3 separate regions of the Homo sapiens genome follow, and all the other regions are linked to region 2. A link is an interaction called in ENCODE POLR2A ChIA-PET data of the cell type or tissue named here. Cell type or tissue: PC-9. All regions are shown on one strand. Each heading gives the region's core, and the rest is flanking DNA. Links, peaks and the distances in the headings are about the cores only. Region 1 overlaps MAML2 (mastermind like transcriptional coactivator 2). Region 2 overlaps MAML2 (mastermind like transcriptional coactivator 2). Region 3 overlaps MAML2 (mastermind like transcriptional coactivator 2).

Region 1 (7,305 bases), core at 782-5,781, 170 kb after region 2:
CTTGGGGGTAAGGAAAACAGGAAGAGTGCAATAAGATCGCCCATTAGCAGCCATTAGGAGTTCAACATTCATATCTCAGCAGTCACTGGAATAGATTTTTCATAAATTTCCTGAGCACCCTTGTGGAACACAATATAAGAGGCAGCCATTTTGCTCCCTCTTTTACAGATGGCATAAATAACTTCCTTTGGCCACAAAGCTTCAGAGTTAGGAGCTATACAAAGATCTCCTAGGCAAGGGGCAGTAATATGAGCTCAGGTGGCGGTCAGGTGGCTGTCTGGAAATCAGTACTTGAAGAGGGAGACAAAGGAATAGCTTTCAGGGATTCAGCCAACAAACACAGGTATCAGCATGGACGACAGGAAAGTATATTTTTCTTCATTTTTTGGCATTCCACCTTGCTTCATGTCACCATTTTTGGGTGTTCAAATCTTTGATTACAAAAGGAGGATCTTGAGGTATACAAAAAACCGGAATCCTGTGTTCTTATTAGCCTAAATATGTGAAGGACTTCTTTTGGCCCTAATAACGCCAAGTTAGCTAACATTTACCACAGTCATTTTTTAATCATTTGGTTCAAAATAGGAATGACAGAGGCCAAAAAGCCTACCAGTTATAAAGACATTGTTCTTGATGGATACAGGAATATTGTGGGGAAAAGGATGGAAAGGGGGAATTATTTCACTGAAAGAGACTACCCTTTCATATAATTAGCACATAAAAAAGATTGTTAAAAAATAACAGTCTTAGGAACCAAGTATTAAAGATCAATATATTTAATAATTTTCAGGTTTAATGCAATTATAAAATTCTAATTTTCTAATAATAATATTCATTATCCAAGTGATTAATATTAACCATAAACACCCACAGTTTCTTCTGTCTCCCCTGCCCACCGTCTTTCAGACACACTCACACAGTGTATGTGTAGTATATTAAAATGGAGACTGAATGGTCAATGAGTTTGTGGACAATACCATACTTGTTATTCTTTTTCCATCTGAAAGGCAAGAAACAAAGGAATTCCAAAGCTTAGATCATGTGAGGAAACTCTTTCTGGCTCCCAGTACATGTGTTGTCCAGTTCTTAAAATGCACAGGCTAAAGCAAACTTAAACTCTTATTCAAAGTCTTTGTTGAAGAGACAAAGGAATTGGGTTTTCCCTAAAGATTTTTCTAAACTAGTCAGATTTGCTTCTTTTGATCCAGGCGTGTAAGAGACAGTAAGAGAAATTTAGTCTTGGGAATCACTATTTTAAACAAAGGCCAAAAACAGTGGTGTCTATTTTTAAAGCCTCCTCATTTCTCCCCAGAACCAAGTGCAAGGTAATTTGAATTCGGTTTCCAGTCAATATGGTTAACCTGATTTCACTCTACAATTTAGCAGTCTGTTCTTTATACTTGATTTCTATGATATTAAGTGCATGCAACATTTCCTTCCCTTTTAACCCGGTTTCCACTTACAGTTTTCTGTGTATTTGAGATCTGTTTGGTGGCCTGCCTGAACTCATGGAAAATTGACGACACTGAAAGAGAATTGTTGTAGTTAAGCTTCCCTGATGGCATTTTTTAAAAAACAACAGTGGAAAAAAATAACAAGGCACTAGTCAGATGTGATTTTTGGCAGATACTTCACTCAAAGTGCTCAGGGCATCCCCAGAAATTATAACCCCTCAAAGATGTTCAGGGTACAGTAAATAAAGCAAGATACAATTATTTTAATGTTCATCCTATTGATTCAGTTCTCTTCTCTGCAAGGTCTTAGTAACAGGGATTTTGATCTAAGTGAAAGGTCAGCTTTGAAGTAAGTGTAAAGTTATTTACAGGAAATGAAGCAAAAAGTGGGCTTTCATGCATTTTGAAATTTCTTTATTATTGAGGAGAAAATGAACTGTGTCATCAGCTGAAAGAAAAACAGATGCCTAACTTCTCATATTAAAGTTAAATAAATACCTACCATACTAGAAGTATGCTATTAGCTCTGAAATTTGAAATTCACCATGGTCTGTTTTCCCCAACTTTGGATGTGAAAGCAGGAAATAAACAACTGTGAATTAAGGCTCTAAGTAACTATGTAGCAGTTGTAGTTTGGGGGGTGGGGGAAGACTGCCAACATGAGATAATCATGGTGGGGTTTTCTTTCCAATATGGGATGCTAAATAGACATTTGTGATAACTACATAATCAACAACATCTTTAAATATTTAATTTCTTGTCAGTTGTTATCTTAATTGACTTCAACTCATATGTATGTATGTGTGTATGTATTACATATATACATATAACTACATCTGTCAGAGGGAAGTGGCAAATTGAAGCAATTATGCGGCTCATTCTGCAAAGAAAAAAAAGGAAGAGGAGAAAACTGATGGTAAGTGGGAAAAGTTTAGATAATTGTGACTTACTGTATAGATTTATATTTAGATATAACCTGGACTTCTTCAAATAATTTATGTCTACCTATAGTCTTGGATTTCTTCATACTCTAGATCAAAACGTTGATTCCTAGATGTGTTTACATATCACGTATAATTGAGTTCACTGGCACCTCAGTGCAGGTCGGCTTGGTGCCATGCTGGTTTTCACTTAATGGGATTAGTTACTAAAGTTTAGTTCAAAATTAATTCATTTCAACAAAAATCTATTAAGTATCTACTGTGTCCCAAGCTCTTAGCTGGGTGCAAGGAGTCCACAGTTAATTTCAATATAATTTTTTTTTTTTTTTTTGAGATGGTGTCTCACTCTGTTGCCCAGGCTGGAGTGTAGTGGCATGATCTTGGCTCACTGCAACCTCCACCTCCCAGGTTCAGAGATGTATGTCACTATTAGGAATTAAGAATGCAGCCTTGAGCAGCGAGCCAGAAGAATCACTCCTCTAAAGATAGGAAAAAAATGCCAATTTTTAGGAAATAAAGCTACACAAATTGTAAGAAAAAGCTGACCTTTACTGTAAGTAATTATTCAGTTTTGTTTCATTCAGTTATCTATTTCCAGCACAAAAATACTATAAAATCATTACCACGGTTTAAAAAAAAAAAAAAAAAGCCTTGGATTGGGACCTCTCTTCTGCCACCTACTAGCTGAGTGAACTTTAAAAACTTAACATCTCTAAGTATCAGCTTCTTCCTCTGTAAAAGTGTAATAATAAGAAGAAATATCAGGCCTAACTGATAGGCCTGGTGTGAGGATGAAATGAGATAATGTATTGTCTTAGTCCGTTTTGTGTTGCTATAACAGAATACCTGAGACTGGGTAATTTATTAAGAATGAAGATTTATTTCTCACAGTTTTGGAGACTGGGAAGTCCAAGGGGCTGGCATCTTGTAAGGTGCCATCTTGCTGTGTCATACCGTGGTAGAAGATGGAAAGGCAAGAGATAAAGGGGGAACAGAGACAAAGTTATTATTTTATTAGGAACCCACGCCCATGATAACTAACTCACTCTCACAATAACAGCATTAACTCATTCATGAGGACTGTGCCTAATCACCTCTTAATGGTTTCACCTCTCAACACTTGCTTTGGGGATTAAGTTTCCAACACATGAACTTTGTGGGGCACATTCAAACCATAGCATGTTGCTAGTGCAATACCAGGCATTGGGTAAATGCTCAATATGTGTCCACTGTTATTATCATCCCTACTTCTGCTATAGCTGGGCAATCTAATGAACTGCAGAAGCTCTGGATGTAATGCCCTACACATGCCTGCAACTCGACTTTTAGAAGGAGAGTTTGGTTTATTCTCCTAATACATGATAGAGTAGCAAATGAGGAAATAGCAGTCAGTGGTATTTATGACTTTCCATGGTAACCATTTCTGTTTACCCCTCTTAGCTTGAGGAAATAAAAGCAATACTGGCTGGATTAGTTGAAACATGCCACTTACTTTTTACCACAATGTGGTAAGTAAAAGTAGAGAATATTATTATAAAATTTCTATGTATCAAGTAGCTGGACATGTTGAATAGAATTTGAAGGAAAGAAGTATAGACTAATTTACATACAGCAAAACTTCTTTGACTCTTTTTATTTCAGTATAGTATTTGAACAAGAGTTTGACTGCCTTCAAATATATGGGAAGCATGATCTTCTAAACAAATAAATAATCCCAGAATCCTGAAGTACTCACTAATGTTGTATAAGGAGGAAAGCACTAGAATCAGAGACATTTGATATCTTGCCTTAATTCATTAAAAATGCATCAAAAATGTATTATGTGCAAGGACTATTCCAGGCATTGGGGTACAATGAGGAATAAAGCAGGTGTGGTGCCTGCTTACCTGGAACTTTAGTAGTGGTGAGTAACACAATAGGTGAGAAACACAGTAAACAAGTAAACAAAGTAGTTTGTATTTATTTTGTAATAAGGACTTTAAAGGAAAAAATAGAGTCCTGTGTCCTGCCACTTAGCTGTATAATCTTCAGTAAGTCATATTCAGAGACTAATAGAATGTAAAGAAGTCTTAGAGAACCATTACAAAGACCTTATGAGCTATAAAGCACTAAACAACTACAAAGAATAATTGTCAGCAATGTCTAATTATAAACTGTTCTTTCTTTCTTTTTTCTGTTTTCTTTTTTTTTTCTTTTCAATGAGGCAGGGTCTTGCTCCGTTGCTCAGGCTGGAGTGCAGTGGCATGATCTCAGCTTACTGCAACCTCTGCCTCCTGGGCTCAAGTGATACTCCCACCTCAGCCTCTTGAGTAGCTGGGACTAGAGGCACATGCCATCACGCCCAGCTAATTTTTGTATTTTTTGTAGAGACAGGGTTTCACCATGTTGCCCAGGTTGGTCTCAAACTCCTGGGCTCAAGCAATCTGCCTGCCTCAGCCTCCCAAAGTGCTGGGATTATAGGCATGAGCCCCCATGCCTGGCCTATAAACCATTCTTATCTGGTAATATACACAGCCTTTAAAGGTTTCTATTGTATTCTCATACTCCTCATCTGAAGTACAAATATGTTTCTTAAAAACATAAAATATATTTCAATTAATATTCCATATTTTAATATTTTTATTTTCTTAAACTGTTTTTCTGCCAAGTCGATTGACCAAGAGAAGGCTGAATGTTCACACAGGTCTTTCATAGGGAAAATAATCCAGGTGTGTAATGACTGTATACGGGCTACCACTCCCATGCATGAAGACATGTAAATGGCTGAAAAATAGCAGATCTGGGTGCTTGCGAAATTTTAAAATCGATAAGAAAATGATAATAATGACTAATAAAAAATGATAAGAAAATGTAATATATTTTACTTTGCTTACCGATCTACATTCTCCCAAATGGCATTCAACAAAAATTGAAATCAGAATATAGGTTGCAGAACACTGACACAGGAATATATTTATTTTATATTAATAGAATGATTTCTTTTAATGGTTCCTTTTCAATGTGTTCATTATGTTTGAAATTTAAGTACCTTGGATAAAAGTTATCAAGAAATATCTTTATCCAGGAAAGCCTACTTGAGGGCGATGTTTTCTCTTACACATTCTGTATCCACATATCTCCTTGTAGATATCATGCAATGAAGAAGGCACTCACTATATATTATTGAATGAGATGTAACACTTAAGTAGACATATTTTAATTTTTACTCTAATATTGTATCCATAAGCATCAGAAAGTAGCAGTATGTTGGGCATGGTCATCATGTTACAGAATTTAATATAAATGTTATCAAACTTTCAGAAATAGCTCACATTGCCAAACTCAGAAGAGACTAATATATAAGCCCAAATACCACTTGGACTTTTACAATGAGAACTGTAACATACAGCAGTCCAGAACACCCAAATACACTGATGAATTAATCCTTTCCTACAGGTAGAGAGGACAAATTACAAGGTAAGTTACTTGTTAGATATGGAATCAGAGCTACAGTATTTGGTAGAAATATTGTCATGGCTGTTGTCAGAACGCTAAGAACACGCTATATCCATCTCCACTATAGGTTTATGTTTGCAGAATGACTCATATCTGTCTGTGAACAAGGCAAACACACATGAACAGATTCCTATTTTTGAGTTCTACTTTCTTGTTACTGTCATGCTGACCTTTCTGTTGTCATTCACATATTGTTTCTTCAGAGTATGTAAATCAAAGAATTACTCTATAACTTTATAAATGCAAAAATAACTATCTTTGCCAGTTTGTACTTGATATCTAAAATCTAAATGTGGTTAGTTCTGAGGTAATTAGACTTACTAGGGCATGCACTCTGGCAAACTATTGTCTGTCTTGTTCACTGCTGAATCCTTACTACCTTGCAGGCCTGGCACACAATAGGTCCTTAATAACTTATTTGTTGAATAAATGAATTAAAGGGTAAAAGGTACTGCAACAAATGCCTCACCTCATTTTGCATATTCATTTTTTCCTAATTTCCTGCTCATAGGCTAACTTTTTGGAGATCTTTTTCTGCACGTGACATGGGTGAGAACAAAATATGTACGTGCACACACCATGAGCTATGTATTCTATTTCTGTGCAAGACAGATGTGATCCTTGCCCACTAGGAAATTTTTACCTTAAAATGTACAATTCATTGGCTTTTTAGTATATTTTTATTTTTTGAGACAGAGTCTCACTCTGTTGCCCAGGCTGGAGTGCAATAGCACAGTCTCGGCTCACTGCAACCTCTACCTCCTGGGTTCAAGAGATTCTCCTACCTCAGCCTCCCAAGTAGCTGGGATTACAGGAGTGTGCCACCATGCCTGGCTAATTTTTGTATTTTTAGTAGAGACGGTGTTTCACCATGTTGGCCAGGCTGGTCTCGAATGCCTGACCTCAAGTTATCCACTTGCCTTAGCCTCTCAAAGTGCTGGGATTACAGGCATGAGCCACCACACCCAGGCAATTTTTAAAGTTGTGCAACCATCACCACTATCTAATTCTAGAACACTTCTATCACCCTATAAAGAAACTCCACGTCCCTTAGCAGTCACTCCTCATATTCCTGTTTTCATGGATTCCTGTAACTACTAATATACTTTCTGAATCTATCAGTTTGCCTATTCTTGGTATTTCATATAAACGCAATTGTAAGTATGTAGTTTATCCTGGAGAATGTTTCATGTACACTTGAGAAAAGCATATATTATTTTCTCAAGTGTACAACAAGTTGTTGTTAAGTATATGTTCTATATATGTCAGCTCTACTTGGTTTATAGTGTTGTAGAAGCTTTGTTTTCCCTTGTTTATCTTATGTCTAGTTGTTCTGTGCATTATTGAAAGTAGGGTTTTGAAATCTCAAACTATTTTTATTTTTATTATTTCTCCCTTCAATTCTGTGATTTTTT
Region 2 (7,305 bases), core at 1,468-6,467:
GGAATGATTAACATTCAAGGTTGGAGATATTCCAGAATCACAATTTGATTTTATAAGATGCTTTGCAGAAATATCTTAGATAATCTAAGGATTCCTAATGGCTTATACAAAAGAACTAAAGTGAGTGTGACTATCCAGCTTCTTCTATTTCTTCCTACTCTTTCACTTCTTTTGTTCCCTTCATGATTCTGCTGCATGCCAGGAATGGACTCACATGACTTCTCAAACTCCTAGCCAATGTAAACATAGTGAAACATAATAAAGTGGTAAAAAGCTATCTGGACCTAGATTTGAGTCTAAGCCCTGTCTTTTCTTGTGAACATTTGAACAAATTCCCTCACCTCTCTGAGTTACAATGTCCTTATGTATGAAATGGGGTGATAACTAATAAAGAGCTATTGTGAGAGTTAAATGAGATGATACATGTAAAGTACTTAGCTTGGTGCCTAGACATAGTTGGGACTCCTTAGATGTTAGCCATTGAACACATTTCTTGGGCTATTTATTGCCACTTTTCTGGTATATGGTTAACATATTCACCTACATTTGCATAAATGATATTGTAAAATATGCCTTAGAAGAGTCCCATGCATTCACATAGCAGATTATAGCTTATAAAGAAATTTCTCATTTTATTTTTACAACACTGGACGCAGAAGAGTTGACCATATTTTCCCTTTTTACACCTGGGGAGACTGAGGCTCAGAGAGGCACAGTGACTTAATTTGAATTGACTTGCGTGAAGAGTCAAACCAGCAGACTCTTTAGTCCAGTGCTTCTTATTATATATGAGAAAGCATGTTATAAATTACTGACACCACAGTATTGCCAACCTAAGGACTAGGAAGAAAGGGCTTACATGTTTCTTGCTTTAATAATATGTGAATTAGAAAAGGTATTCAAGAAGATACAGGGTTAGAATGTGTATCTTTCTTTTATGTACTGAAATGTTTCAACTCATATGCAGCAATGTGGTAACTTGAAAGATGATTCCAGAGATTTCATGCTTCTGGCAGTTTCAGGTCACATTGGGGTGAAATTTGACATACTGTAGTCATCCCCAAGGTAATAATGTTGATGAAATGGTATAAACCCTGATACATTCTTAAGCAAAATGAATCTAAAAGTTTGTTTCAAAATTTTTAACGTTTTATGTTGCTCTGACTTTCCATATACTGATTTTTACATTACTTAGTGAAAAAAAAAATAACCTTTAGCTTCTGACAACAAAAACATTTTAGCTATTTTTTTATAGTAGGCTTCTTTGCATATCAGTTCTCAGTTTATGTATAGAAGAATTTCCTTTTCACGTAATCACAGTATAAACTGATTTCTTGGCTCCAAATATGATGATAGTTTTTTAAAAGAGCAAGAAGCAAGTATGCTCCCTATATGTCATCATATACATTTTGGAAACTTCAGAGTCTTAAAAATCATTCTGACCAGGTGTGGTGGCTCACACCTGTAATCCAATCACTTCTGAAGGCCAAAGCTGGTAGACTGCTTGAGTCCAGGAGTTTAAGACCGGCCTAGTCAACATGGCAAAAACCCATCTCTACAAAAAAAAATGTATAAATTAGCTGGGCGTGGTGGCATGTTATCTGTAGTTCCAGCTACGTGGGAGGCTGAGGTGGGAGGAATACCTGAGCCTGGAGAGGTCGGGACCTCAGTAAGCCGTGACTGCACCACTGCACTCCAGCCTAGGTGGCAGAGTGAGACCCTGTCTCAGAAAAAAAAAAAAAAAAATTGTTCCTTTGGGAGGTGGAATATCACAGTAGTCAATACCTTGGGCACTAGAATCCAAGCTCTACCATTTATTAACTGAGCAAATTGAGGGAAATTATTTAATTCTAAGGCTTTAATTCCACCATCTATGAAATGGTGATGTAGCAAAACCTGCCTAACAGGGATGGTGGCAAGATTAAGGGAGAGTGAGCAGGTAGTTACTGTGCTCAGTGTTAGATACTATCTTCATCATCGTCATCCATGATGATCTTAGCAATCCTGCTACTGGGTTGAATGAAGTTCTCTGTACAGATTCCATGGCTGTAGGTAAGAATGAATTACTCATAATTGTGAGCAGAATAATGTGTGGTAAACAAATTATGCAGTTATTCGAATCCTTCTACTAAATCACAACTATAGGGTTAAACTAAAGGGCAGTTTTGAAACTGACCTCTGGGTGTGAATGCATTGTCAAGCACTTCATACTAAAACACAATGGCATTCCAAATCCCAGTATGATGCTAGACACAATGGATTACTCATTTCAGTGGGAGTACATTCTCTCCAAAAACCCAAAAACATTCACCCAGAACTTTCAAGACAAAAGACATTGCCAGCTAACACCAGCAAGGGCACTTAGTTTTCTTCCTTTCTCTATCTTTTACTTCTCTGTTTTGCTGAACTTAACTAATGAGTTATTTTCATTTTATTGTATTGTATTTTATGCCATGAATTATTTGTTTATGCTGCAGCATTTTTACATTTGGACAAGAGTACACAGAGCAGAAAGTATATAGCACATGTATGGTTCACTGTGTATAGATAAATGAAGCATTCATTCATTCAATAAATATTTGCTCAGTATCCATTGTGTGTAAGACATGAGGTTAGCTACATGGTCCCCAGCTTCAAGGTCTTTACATTCTAATAGGAAGACATATAAGAAACAAGCAAACAAACTAAAAAATATACATTATTATAGCTAGTCATTTTTTATAAAGCACAAGTTTCTTTAAATTTAAGCTGAAACATAAAGAAGTAGGAAGTAGCCATGGATGTAATTTTTGGGAAGTGTATTCTGAGATGTTAGAGCAACTCTGATGCAAAGTACCATTTGTTTATTTAGCTTAATATTTTATGTCTAAAGTAGGTTTCTTACTGATAAAAATTGCAACATAATTAGATTTTGGGTATGGGAAATGATTGGATAATAAAGAATAAAACATAATCAGGTATGCAGTAAGTGAAAAGTTGATGTCAGAATTTCCAGTAATACTGTAATTATGTAAATTGTCACTAAAATGGATTTTGAGGGTTAGTACTTAAATACACAGAGTCTTGAATGACACAGCAGTCACCCATATGTATGTTAGAGATGCTTCAGTTATATTTCAGAATTCTACTATTGTTTAGTAAATCACTGGATTTTTTTTTCCTCCTTGTGGTTTAGGATAGCATTGAAATATCTTGGTATAATTACTTCCATACTTTGTCATTAGTATTTTATATTCTTTATTACATGGACTAATGCCCCACCACCACTGCCCCCCAAATTTTAGCTATGCTGAAATGAAACTCCCTCTGAAATTTTGATTTCTGAGGTCGGGTGATCCCAAATGTAAACTATAACACTGTGTAAGGCCTGAGTCTAGAATTGTAAAGAAGCCAGAATCTTCCATGAGCATGCGCAGGGCTTTACCATAATTCCAGAGTAGAACAATCAGCATTCAAAACCACATGAAGCCAGGACTCTCTTCCACCCTCCTCTTCCTTTCCCCTATAAAATGATATCCACCCATGAGTCATAGGCCATTCATTCCCTTGGGTTCACTATTAGTTCTGTTCCTGAACTCTCATGGGCCATCAAATGAAAATAAAATTAATACACACGAAGAGATTATCATTTTAGGGGATTTGTGGGAGCCCAGACACTTTTTATGAGAAGAGACTGGCACCCCTAAGGATGTTATTTGAATCTGAAAAGAAGCGGTCATAAAGGAAGTGGTGCTGCTTTAATCTGCTGTACGGAGCTGCCACCCTGCTCTTACTGCTAGGCAGCCTTCCCATATGAGCAGAATGATCATTCCCTTGGAGAAAGCAGCTGAGGTTTGAAAGCCGTTCCAATTTTGCAGTTTCAGGAATGTGTCGGAGTTGCAGCTTTAAGATGGCATTTCCCCCTCCCCAGCTGCTGTCGAGAGTGCCTGGGCTAGATGTGAATGGGAGTTTTGTATGAAGATTGTGAGTGAGCCAGAGCCACTGGGTAATCAGGGCAGCAAGGCACATTAAGGAATATACTTTAAGGGATATATTTAAGGAATATACTTTTCATACAGCCTCTCACTCTTCCTTTACAGTAAAAGCATAAGTAAAACTTCCCTATGCTCCTGTACTTATCCTGCTTTTGGTCTGACTTTAAGCTCAGCACTGAAGGCAACTTGATCTCCGTTGCTATCTCCTTTCATAGATGATAATGAGCACAGTTCTAAGAGGCTGGCTGCAATGATATCCTTTGCTGTTAGAAAAGGAAAGCGGGAGCAGGGATTGGAGTGATTGTTTGCTGTGTTGGTGACTGTGATGTTGCCATGGGAAAGCTCAAGACTTCAGGAGAGTTTGTATTTTGTTGGGCGAGGTGCCAAACTGTTGTGACTTATTACAGCCGTGTGAGTGAGCTGTACAGAACAGTATCCTGTGTAGCAATTCAAAGGGCAGGATCACTTTAATCAGGGAAAGATAGAGTGCTGAGTATTCACATTACGCTTTATTTCAACTTGGAAATGATAAACAAACCTAACATTTTGGTAGTCTCTGGGTTTGCTCTTTTAACTTTGGAGAAAAAAAAGAATCAATTCCTCGTGCTCACTCCAACTGAAAAGCAAAACAAAAATGTTTCTGCTTTACATATAAAGACCCCTTGTAACGAATGGTGTGCTCTCAAGTAACCACTCCACCCGCAAATGCTAGTTCATCTTGACTCAGCCTCAAGGAAAGAAAAAATTCACAGGCCAAGTTGATTTGGTGTGAAAAAAATAGTGTAAGTTTGGGAAGGTTTCTTTTCAATTTAGACTGAGGACATTCCTCTGCCTCACTTACCTGGGAAAGTCAGCCTTTTTACCCCTAGTATTGGCAAAATACATGGCCCAGTCTAGATGTTCAGTCGTTGTCTAACTATGCTGAAGGCAAGGAGTTTTCTTTGAGGTTTTATGAAAAATTAATACATAGATCCACATAAAGGAAAATTCTGGAGCTTGGAGAACTGTTTTGACCTTTCAAGTCACAAAGGGAGCTAGGTTCAGTCCCCTTTTTGCAGTAGTCAACACAGCCCTAATTCTTTAGGGAGATGCCAAGCCTCCATATCATTTTGTGCTGTGTAGACATTGCCTAGAAGTTCCCTTGGAGCCAAGTCTTTTGAAGCTTTTTGATCCATTCCAGGGAACTCTTGGAAGAGGAGAGAAGAGCTTCACAATTTCCATTTTTAGCCTAAAACAGATGTCAACATGTTAACTCTTCTTCATTTGATATTGTGGGCCTGGGCTCGTGCAGTGATCAAAGGCACAACTGAAGTGCACAACTGAAGTGCTCCATATTTTCAGAATATATGTTTATTGAGAGACTTGTAGAAAACTATATATGTATATGTTATGTATATAATTATATATACATAATTTGATACTCAAGGCAGCTATGACGTCTTGCAGCATAACAAGAAGAAAGGTATGTTTCTTATTGTGAGATATTAAAGTTTCATATGATACATTTTAAATGTTCATTTTCTAGGAGCATTTCACTTTGTCTTTTAAAAACACTTTTCAGAATGTTTATACTTGTGTTTGTTGCTTTGTAGTTTTATTTGGTTGCCAGGTTAGCTATTTATTTTCACCCAGTTTAACCTCTGAGGGACATATTTTGCATAGAGACAGATGTTTTTATCTGCCTTAATTTCCAGTTACCGTACTTCTAAGTTCTAGTAACATTCAGAATAGTTCATCATAGAAGTTGTGGAAACTTTTTCTAACATAGAAAAAATTCCCTTTGTGTATTAGATGACTTGAATAGTAACTTACAGATATCTAGACATTTGGGAATCAGAGAATTGATGAGACTTTCTTTTTGCCAAAGTTTTTTCATATAGTACAGTTTCACATGTATTTTAATATAGAATACATCCTGTCTCATTATTATTATTCAAATAGACTTTATTTTTTAGAGCAGTGTATGTTCACAAGAAAATTGAGTGGAAAATACAAAGAGTTCCCAGATACTCCCAGTTCCCTATCCATGCATAGTCACCCCCATTATCACCATCCTCCACCAGAGTGGTATGTTTGTTGCAATTAGTGGACCTACATTGACACACCACTATCACCCAAGGTCTGTAGTTGACATTAGGATTCACTCTTGGTGTTGTATTCTGTGGGCTCTGATAAATATATAATAATGTACATCTTTCATTATATTATCATAGAGTATTTTACTGCTCTAAAAATCCTCTGTGCTCTGCCTGTTTATCCTTCCCTCTCCCTTAACTGCAGGCAACTACTGATCTTTTTACTGTTTCCATATTATTTTAAAATGTAATAGCTTTAATTTTAAAATATTACACTAAAATGTGAAAGTTACTGAAAAATGGATTAAAGTGTATATATTTTTTGGCCTCAGAACTCAGTTTTTGCATTGAGAAGTTGTTATAAATGGTGCATCTCTAATTCCTTTTCCTTAAGTGAGAATTTATTGACCTAATAATAATATTTCAGAATGTTATTCTCAGTCAAGAGAATTGTATCTTTATAGGACTTCGGAATTTTTCAATAGTGGTTGAGTCAGGAGCTTCTCAAATAGAAGAAACATAAACAGCATAACATAGCATAAACACATTTAGTTGTTTTTATTTTTTTCTTTAAGGTCCCTTTATCCTGAATCACAGTGGTGTAACATCATTGTGATTTGGGCTATGTTTCTGGAGCACTTTATGCAGTTAGCTGTCTCTGTATCTCCTCTGCCTGCTGCAAGAAGAGTTTATATGAATACATTCATTACTTGCAGATGTACAAAAAGTTACCGAGGAAATTAGGACTAATAGGAAGCATTCATTCTGTTTGAAGTAGATGCCATGAAATGTAATAGGATGGTCTTCTAGATAAAGAAAAACCTGGGTGCCACTCTCAGGATACAGTATTGGCTGGATCGGGGGACCATCTCTCTCCTTGGTTGAATCCACATTAACCAATGTCTCCCAACTTATGTTTTAACTGTCACTGTACTTCCAAACTGGCCTCTCATCCCATAATCTATCCTCTATCATTTGCCAGTTAAATTCCTAAAAATGCAACTCTTTTTGTCTCAAGTCTCCACTTAAAATCTTTAAATGGCACCCCAAATTCCAAGCTTCCTCATCAACCCTTTTGTGGATCTCAGTGTCAGAAGGAGTTTAGGCTCTTTCCTGGAAACATGACTATGATAGGAGTCAGCCTGACTTCTTATTCTAAGGGGTGAGAGAGTGAACCAGGCCTCAGCAGTAGAATCAGTGTCCCCTCCTCAGAATCTGTACACTGTGATAAGAGAGGCTTGAAACTGACTTGCAAG
Region 3 (7,305 bases), core at 1,092-6,091, 270 kb after region 2:
ACAGTCCTCTGAGCTGGGAGTGGAGACTATAGGGAGAAAACCCACTGGTGTTTTTAAATACCATGAAAGGTGTTTTATCTTGTTTAAGTTAGCCGCAGCACACCTGGAAATTAGAAATATACTGTCATTCCTGGGGAATTCAAGGCAGTAAGAATTATTGGGGGTTAACAATTTTCAGGAATTTGGATCGCCACATCTCAGCCCCGGAGTTATTTTTACAATGGGACTTCTTGGTTAAATCTCTAAATTTAAATAGATAAGGATTCAACATATTCTTGAATCTTGAGATCTAGTTTCCCTCATCATGGGCCAAGTAGGAAAGAAAGAAGTGAAACCCTCAAATCACAATGTATCCCTATTTGCCATCCTATCGTGAGCTCCTAAAATCTTATTTTCACACCAAGTGCTTTTTCACCGTCCACTGCAACTGTGATTGTGGTGGTGACCAGACCTGTTCCAGGGGCTCTGAGTCAGGAATGGTGATCATGTGTTCTTTCCCATCATATTCCTGCAGAGAGTAGTGCTAAAAGAGTTTAAAATGAATGAAAGATCCACCTCTCCTAGTTGTTAGAGGAAATAAAACTCTCTAGAGTGAACTTAAAGTGCCCTTCTACCCCTACTTAAAACCTGAGACATACCATCTTTTTTCTTGGGCCCTATACCTATATCTTACCCCCGGCTTTTTGATTATGTCCGTTTGTATGTGTCATTCCGGTGGGGTTAAGCCACTCATTAGATGAGAGATTTTCTGTGTGTCATGTGCCTACTTTATTATAGAATTACATGTGTAGCATCTCAAAGAATAGCTATGTTTTCCACAAAAATCTGTTTTAATTGAACATAATACTGTGGTAAAGTTTTTTAAAATTGCTATACTTGTGCATTATTTTATTCAGTTATATTCTGTTTTTTGAGGGTTTCACTGTATGACAGGCACAGTTTCAGACCATTTTCACATTTAATCCCTGTAGCCTCACTGAGGAGTCTATATCCTAACCCTTAGTTCACAGATGCCCAGCACGTGTATCAGAGAGGTTATGTAACTTGCCCACGGTCACATGGAGCTAGGACTCGAATGGAGGCCTTTTGATTTTGAATTTGTTTGTCTTCCTTTCATCTCTCTGTGTGTGAGGCACTGTTGCATTTCATGGAACAGAAATCTCCTCAGTCTCTTTTGAATATATGAAGATTTCCTGGAAGAATACAGTGGAGTCTTAGAGAACCCAATGTTGGGAGAATACCAAAAAATGGGAAAGCACAGCAGTAATCTTCCCTGTCTCTGTGCTTCCTTCCTTCTGAGATCTCATGATCTCTTGCTTCATTCCTCTCTGAAGTTTCCTCTACAAAGATCTTAGTTACTGTTGCCCAGTGATTTCAGCCTGCACAGGACTTTGGGTTACCACGATACTATTTCTTGCTCTACATGACTTTCCAGTGCCAGGAGCTAACACCTGACAGACCCAGTCTCCTATCTTCCGTAGAATCCACATCCTCAGAAAACAAGAATTTGATTGATCTAGGCAGAGCAGATTGTTCCAAAAGAAGGTGCTGTGAGAAAATAATGGGCATACCTAAAACACGCACTACTTTTTTAAAAGACACTCTATTTGAAATTTTAAAATCAGAATTACTTATGGTTGGCTTCGCATAGCTTTCTTCCAGTCTAGCGTGGTTTCTTTTCCACATTCCTGCCACTGATATGTCTACCCTCTCTTGACCTATCTCACACTTGCCCTGATTGCCTTTCTAAAGGGTACCACACAATTCCAGAATTCTAATCTTTTATCTTTGTGGTAGTTATGCAAATTCTTTTCCTTCTTTGGGAGTTAAATTCCACCTCCACTTCCTCAAGGTAGCTTTCCCATATTACCCAGTAATTATATTAGTCTGTCCTTAATTCCAGGACCTTTGCCTATGAGGACGGGTTCAAATAATTCAGAAAGCAGACAAGCCTTTTAATCTTTTAAACTAAACCTCTTGGACACTCCCATATGCTTCCCCATGTGACTAAGGGCATATATTGAAAACCATATGGTTACAATGATTAGAGTCCAAGAAAAAGCTAACTGGCCCTATATGATCAAACCAATAACTCTGACCCCCAAAAATGCCATCTAGACAAAATATGACCTCAAATTTATAGTGGATAGTCTGAGTCCAGTGCTCAGAGATGCCATGTATTTTCCCTTTAGAATATGCTTTTAAGATTTCTCGTGATGCTAAATGATTTTGAATGCTCAATAAAGTATCAAAAAAGATTAAAGTATCAAAAATAATTTTGGTATTCTGGGCAGAATTTGAAAAGCTTCAAGTCTTTTCTTATTACTTTGCTACTTCCACAAAATTTTTTTGCATTAGAAATGGAGCTTTATAGTAAGTTGATGGAATTATTTTTAATTATGTGGTTTCATAAATAACAAATGTTTTTAAACAGAAGAAATCTCTCTCTGACACACACACACACACACACTCTCTCTCTCTCTCTCTCTCTCTCACACACACACACACACACACACACTTCAAAGTATTTGACCAACTGCCCTAGCTGGCTGACTGTGCTGTTTTAGAAGCAATGAAAGGACAGGGAGATGGGGGTCATATTCTGTGCTTCCTGGATTGGTTGTTAGTCATTAGATACAAACAGTATAAAACCCAGACTTTATGAGTGATCATTATGTTATTATATATCTTTATGAGACGCATTCCCCTCAGGCCACCTAAAGTACTACAATGTTTTAGATGTTGAACTATTTAACCATAATTATTACAACTAAAACCTCATTAAATGTATCCAATAAAGTAGATTCAATGCTTCCACTTAGTTTAGTTTAGTAACAAGAGCTATAAGGAACGTTGTTCTTTCCCCAAAGAGTTTAAAATTTGAGGATTGGCCAACAATAGGGAGTGGGGGATAAAAATAATAGGAAAGAAAAGATTTTCCTTAAAACCCTTTGTAAAGTGTTTTCTATTTTCATGCCTAACAAATGAAGCCTTCATCATCTTTGCTTCTGGGAAGAGTTTCAAGCCTAAGAAACACAATTGGAAACCTGCCGTGTTGCAGCCCATCCTCTGTTAGTAATTCCAACTGGATCCAAATGGAATATCTCCCTTCCAAGAGCTCTCTGAAAAAAATCTCGTGATGAGAGATGAAACCCAGCCAATGCAACCTGGAAGGTTTCACATTTACCCTCTGTCACTAGGTTTTCCCAGACGCGACCCAGGGTACACTCTCCTCTTCCATGTGCTCTCTCACCAGACCACAACTTTCACCCCAAGAGTCAATTCCTCTGCCATGCACCATCCAAAACAAAATTAATCAGAATCTGCTGGAATCCATTTATTCAAAAATTTTTGAGCATTTACAGTGCGTCAAGTCTAGTACAAGATTAGGTATGCACAATCCCTGTCTTCAAGGAGCTCACAGTCTCTGAAGGACTTACAGACTTGAAACTATTACCTAAGCATAGATTCATTTATGTGTTAAACATTCTTTATGGCATTCCTGCCAGGCATTTTAACAGGCACTGTGGTAGATACAAGTAAAGCATGGATTTTTATTGTATGGAACTTACAATCCTAAGAAGATAAGACAGAGAAGGAACTCTGATATAAGGTACTACATGATAAATGTTGCAAAAGTGGAAGTAGAAATAATTGTCCCCAGGGCAGGTAAGGGTTTGGAAACCACTTGGATACAAGATAAGGTTGAGCAATGCCAGGAAAAGGAATTTGAGGGAACTGTGAACAGCAGTCATCTTAGGAGGTTACACTAGCACATTCCATGCCATTTTGTAAAAAGTGCTTAAATAGCATGTATTAGTTTTGTTGTCTTAAGAAGTAAAATAAGCTGTAGACCATTTCAAGGGAGAGTCTCCCTGTTTTAAAAATTAAGCTATAATTTACATGCTACAAATTTCACTTTTTGGGTATGTAAGTGCCCCAAGTTTTGACAAACGCATAGGTATGTAACCATAACCACAATCTATTAATAGAATTTTCATCACCTTTATAAATTTCTGTGTCTCTTTGTATTCAACCTCTTCCCCCACCTTCAGTCCTGGCAACTGCTGGTGTATCCCTGTAGTGTTGTACAGAATTTTGTTTAAATGGGATCAGACAGTATATACCCTTTTGCCACTGGCTTCTTTCACTTAGCATAGCGCACTTGAGAGTCAACCTTGTGATTTAAATATATCAGTAATTCAATTCTTTTTAGTGCGAAGTAGCATCACATTGTATGAATCTATGATAGTTTGTTTATCTATTCACCAAATAAGAGACATTTGATTGTTTCCAATTTGATTTTTGTGGAAACATAACTTTTTTTTTTTTTTTTTTTTGAGACAGACTCTTGCTCTGTCACCCAGGCTAGAGTGCAGTGGCATAGTCTTGGCTCACTGCAACCTCTGCCTCCAGGGTTCAAGCAATCCTCCTGTCTCAGCCTCCCAAGTAGCTGGGATTGCCGGCACCTGCCATCACGCCCGGCTAATTTTTGTATTTTTGTAGAGATGGGTTTCACCATGTTGGTCAGGCTGGTCTTTTACTTCTGACCTCAAGTGATCCACCTGCCTCGGCCTCCCAAAGTGCTGAGATTACAAGTATGAGCCACCGCACCCAGTGGAAACATAACTTTTTATTTATCTTAAATAAATACCTAGGAGTGGGATTCTTCGGTCATATGGTAAGTGTATATTTAACTTTATAAGAATCTGCCAACCTGTTCTCCAAAGTGGCTGCACCACTTTGCTATCCTGTCTGGAGTGTTCGAGTATTCCAGTTGATCCATATTCTTGCCAGGATTTGATCCCAAACATTCTTAATTTGTGGACATTTAAAACTGTGGGCTCACTTTCAGGTAAAGAGATAGCATCTCCCCATCTTGGCCCACTGATGTACAAAGATACGGGTAATTTTTTATTTATTTTTATTTTTTTTAATTTTTAGACAGAGTCTCGCTCTGTCACCCAGGCTGGAGTGCAGTGGCGCAATCTCAGCTCACTGCAAGCTCTGCCTCCCGGGTTCACGCCATTCTCCTGCCTCAGCCTCCCAAGAGGCTGGGACTACAGGTGTCCACCACCATGCCCAGCTAATTTTTTTGTATTTTTAGTAGAGACGGGGTTTCACCATGTTAGCCAGGGTGGTCTCGATCTCCTGACTTCGTGATCCACCCATCTCAGCCTCCCAAAGTGCTGGGATTACAGGCATGAGCCACTGTGCCCGGCCAGATATAGGTAATTTAACGTATAAATCAAGCAACTGGAATTTATGAAACATTTTGTCTGTACCCCAAGCATGCTACGCACTGGGGGCATGCAAAAAAAAGCATGAAACTGGATCCATTCATTCAGTGAATCTTTATTGCACATTTTCCCATGCTGTATTCTGAGAATAACAACTGTTTGGGTCATGAACTATGTTAAGGAATACTCTTTTCTGGAAATTAGCAATACTCCTTAGCATACCAATGACTCTGAGAGGTACTGCAGTAAATAAACTAATTTGTTTTTCTCTTTAGCATAGTTTGGAAAACACTAATTTACAGTTTTGTCAAAGAGAGAAAACACACAAACACACACACACACACACACACAAACTGTTAAATGGAAATAATAACACTTAGCTCATAGGATTCAATGAAATAAATGTGTAAAAGTACCTTTTACAAAACCTGGTATCCAGTGAGAAAAGAAACATTAAAACGTGTAATGCAGGAGAAAAGGCCAATAATAATTGCACAAATTTGTTGAGCACTTATTCATGCCAGGTACTTTACTGTGCTTTTGAGATATATTACCTTAGTTAATTCTTACAGTAACCCTAGGAAACGTACGTGCTACTATTGTTCCCAAGTCATTTACAGTCAGATCTAGAATTCAAGCCCAGGTTTGGGTGACTCCTAACCAAACTCTTAATCTCTGTGTACTTAAATCTCCCAAGACTAGGAATGCTCTAGGTGTTCAGAGGAAGGAAAGAGAGAATGCATGAATCCTTATTTGTCCACCCTTAATAAGAACAAGGATTGGTAGTGAGTGTCACTCAAACTGAGATCTATAGCATATTTAGCACCATTTTCCCTTGGGATCTTGATGTAGCCTTGGGTTCCCAGTTTTGTATTAGTACTCCAGGAGTAGTGAAATTACCACTGGAAGTATTTCTGCCTGCTTGGCTGCCTTTAAGTAGAGTTCTGGCAGTTCTCTGTCAGGTCAATGGTCACTGCCTTCCTCTGGAACTGGGTCACTATAGAACACTCAGTAAAACCTGAATGATCTCTACCATGTATACAGCTTGAGTTTTGAGCTGTTTTCCTAGGGATGTTGATGGAAATTCAACTGTAATTCTATATTTGGGGATGCCATGGTGTAAAGATGTAATTGTTTTTTCCATTTGGATGAACAGTTGTCACAGAAGCATATGTTAAATATTCCATTCTTTCCTCATGGATTTGTAATGTTATTATTCTTATATAACAATTTTCCTTATATTTGTGAGTCTGTTTCTGGACTCCCTAGTCCATTCTATTCTGTTTATCTATTCATTTCTTCCAAAGCCAATTCACATTGTTTCAATCACAATGGCTGTTATAGGTCATCACATACCTGGTAGAGTAATTCCCCCATCTTCTCTTCCTTTTTTAAAAAAACAATGATATTAGCTATTTCTGAACTTTATCTTTCCATATGATTTTTTTTTTTTTATGGAGTCTCACTCTGTTGCCCAGGCTGGAGTGCAGTGGCGCAATCTCGGCTCACTGCAAGCTCCGCCTCCCAGGTTCAAGTTATTCTCCTGCCTCAGCCTCCCGAGTAGGCTGAGGGATTACAGGTGTCCGCTACCACGCCCGGCTAATTTTTTGTATTTTTAGCAGAGACGGGGTTTCACTGTGTTGGCCAGGTTGGTCTCGAACGTCTGACCTCGTGATCCACCCACCTTGGCCTCCCAAAGTGCTGGGATTATAGGCGTGAGCCACCGCGCCTGGCTCCATATGAATTTTAAAGTGAGTCTTTTAAAAAAATTAGCTGAACACTTTTTCCAGAAATATTTTGTGGTCTGGTAACATACAAAAACAAAAACAAAAAACTCTGTTTGACATGAGATGGGGTTTCTGAATGTGACCTTTAGGCCTATCTTTGAGCACCTGAAATCTTTCATTTCCTGAAACCTCACCACTAAATTTTTAAAGCGCCACTGAACATAGAAAGTCAGAGCTTTAAGCCAGTGAATGACAAATGGTGGGAGTTTCCAGTCCATGGAGAGAATAGGAGCAGAGAAGAAGATGGGAGGACAGATACAGGTGAGAGATGTTAACAC

Evidence for each region. ChIA-PET counts read pairs that join two places held together with the same protein. Peaks named below come from ENCODE experiments on the same cell type or tissue, not always from the same donor. Only the 100,000 strongest peaks of a DNase experiment are listed, where the experiment ranks them.
Region 1: POLR2A ChIA-PET joins it to region 2 with 5 read pairs; 4 of 35 experiments call an interaction of 5 or more read pairs at or near these places.
Region 3: POLR2A ChIA-PET joins it to region 2 with 5 read pairs; 2 of 35 experiments call an interaction of 5 or more read pairs at or near these places.

Annotation. Positions count from the first base shown.
Region 1 is chr11:96,131,284-96,138,588 of GRCh38, reverse strand. The region is part of intron 1 of MAML2 (mastermind like transcriptional coactivator 2); the gene reads left to right. Among named protein-coding and RNA genes, the nearest start is that of MIR1260B, 210 kb to the left of the region's middle. In PC-9, for the core only: no CTCF peak of the experiment used is centred there; a DNase peak (open chromatin) is centred at 3,818; H3K27ac peaks cover 2,238 bases.
Region 2 is chr11:96,304,138-96,311,442 of GRCh38, reverse strand. The region is part of intron 1 of MAML2 (mastermind like transcriptional coactivator 2); the gene reads left to right. Among named protein-coding and RNA genes, the nearest start is that of MIR1260B, 34 kb to the left of the region's middle. In PC-9, for the core only: no CTCF peak of the experiment used is centred there; DNase peaks (open chromatin) are centred at 1,982, 3,482, 3,852 and 4,342; H3K4me3 peaks cover 2,788 bases; H3K27ac peaks cover 4,503 bases.
Region 3 is chr11:96,029,622-96,036,926 of GRCh38, reverse strand. The region is part of intron 2 of MAML2 (mastermind like transcriptional coactivator 2); the gene reads left to right. Among named protein-coding and RNA genes, the nearest start is that of MTMR2, 110 kb to the right of the region's middle. In PC-9, for the core only: no CTCF peak of the experiment used is centred there; DNase peaks (open chromatin) are centred at 2,586 and 3,646; H3K4me3 peaks cover 780 bases; H3K27ac peaks cover 2,173 bases.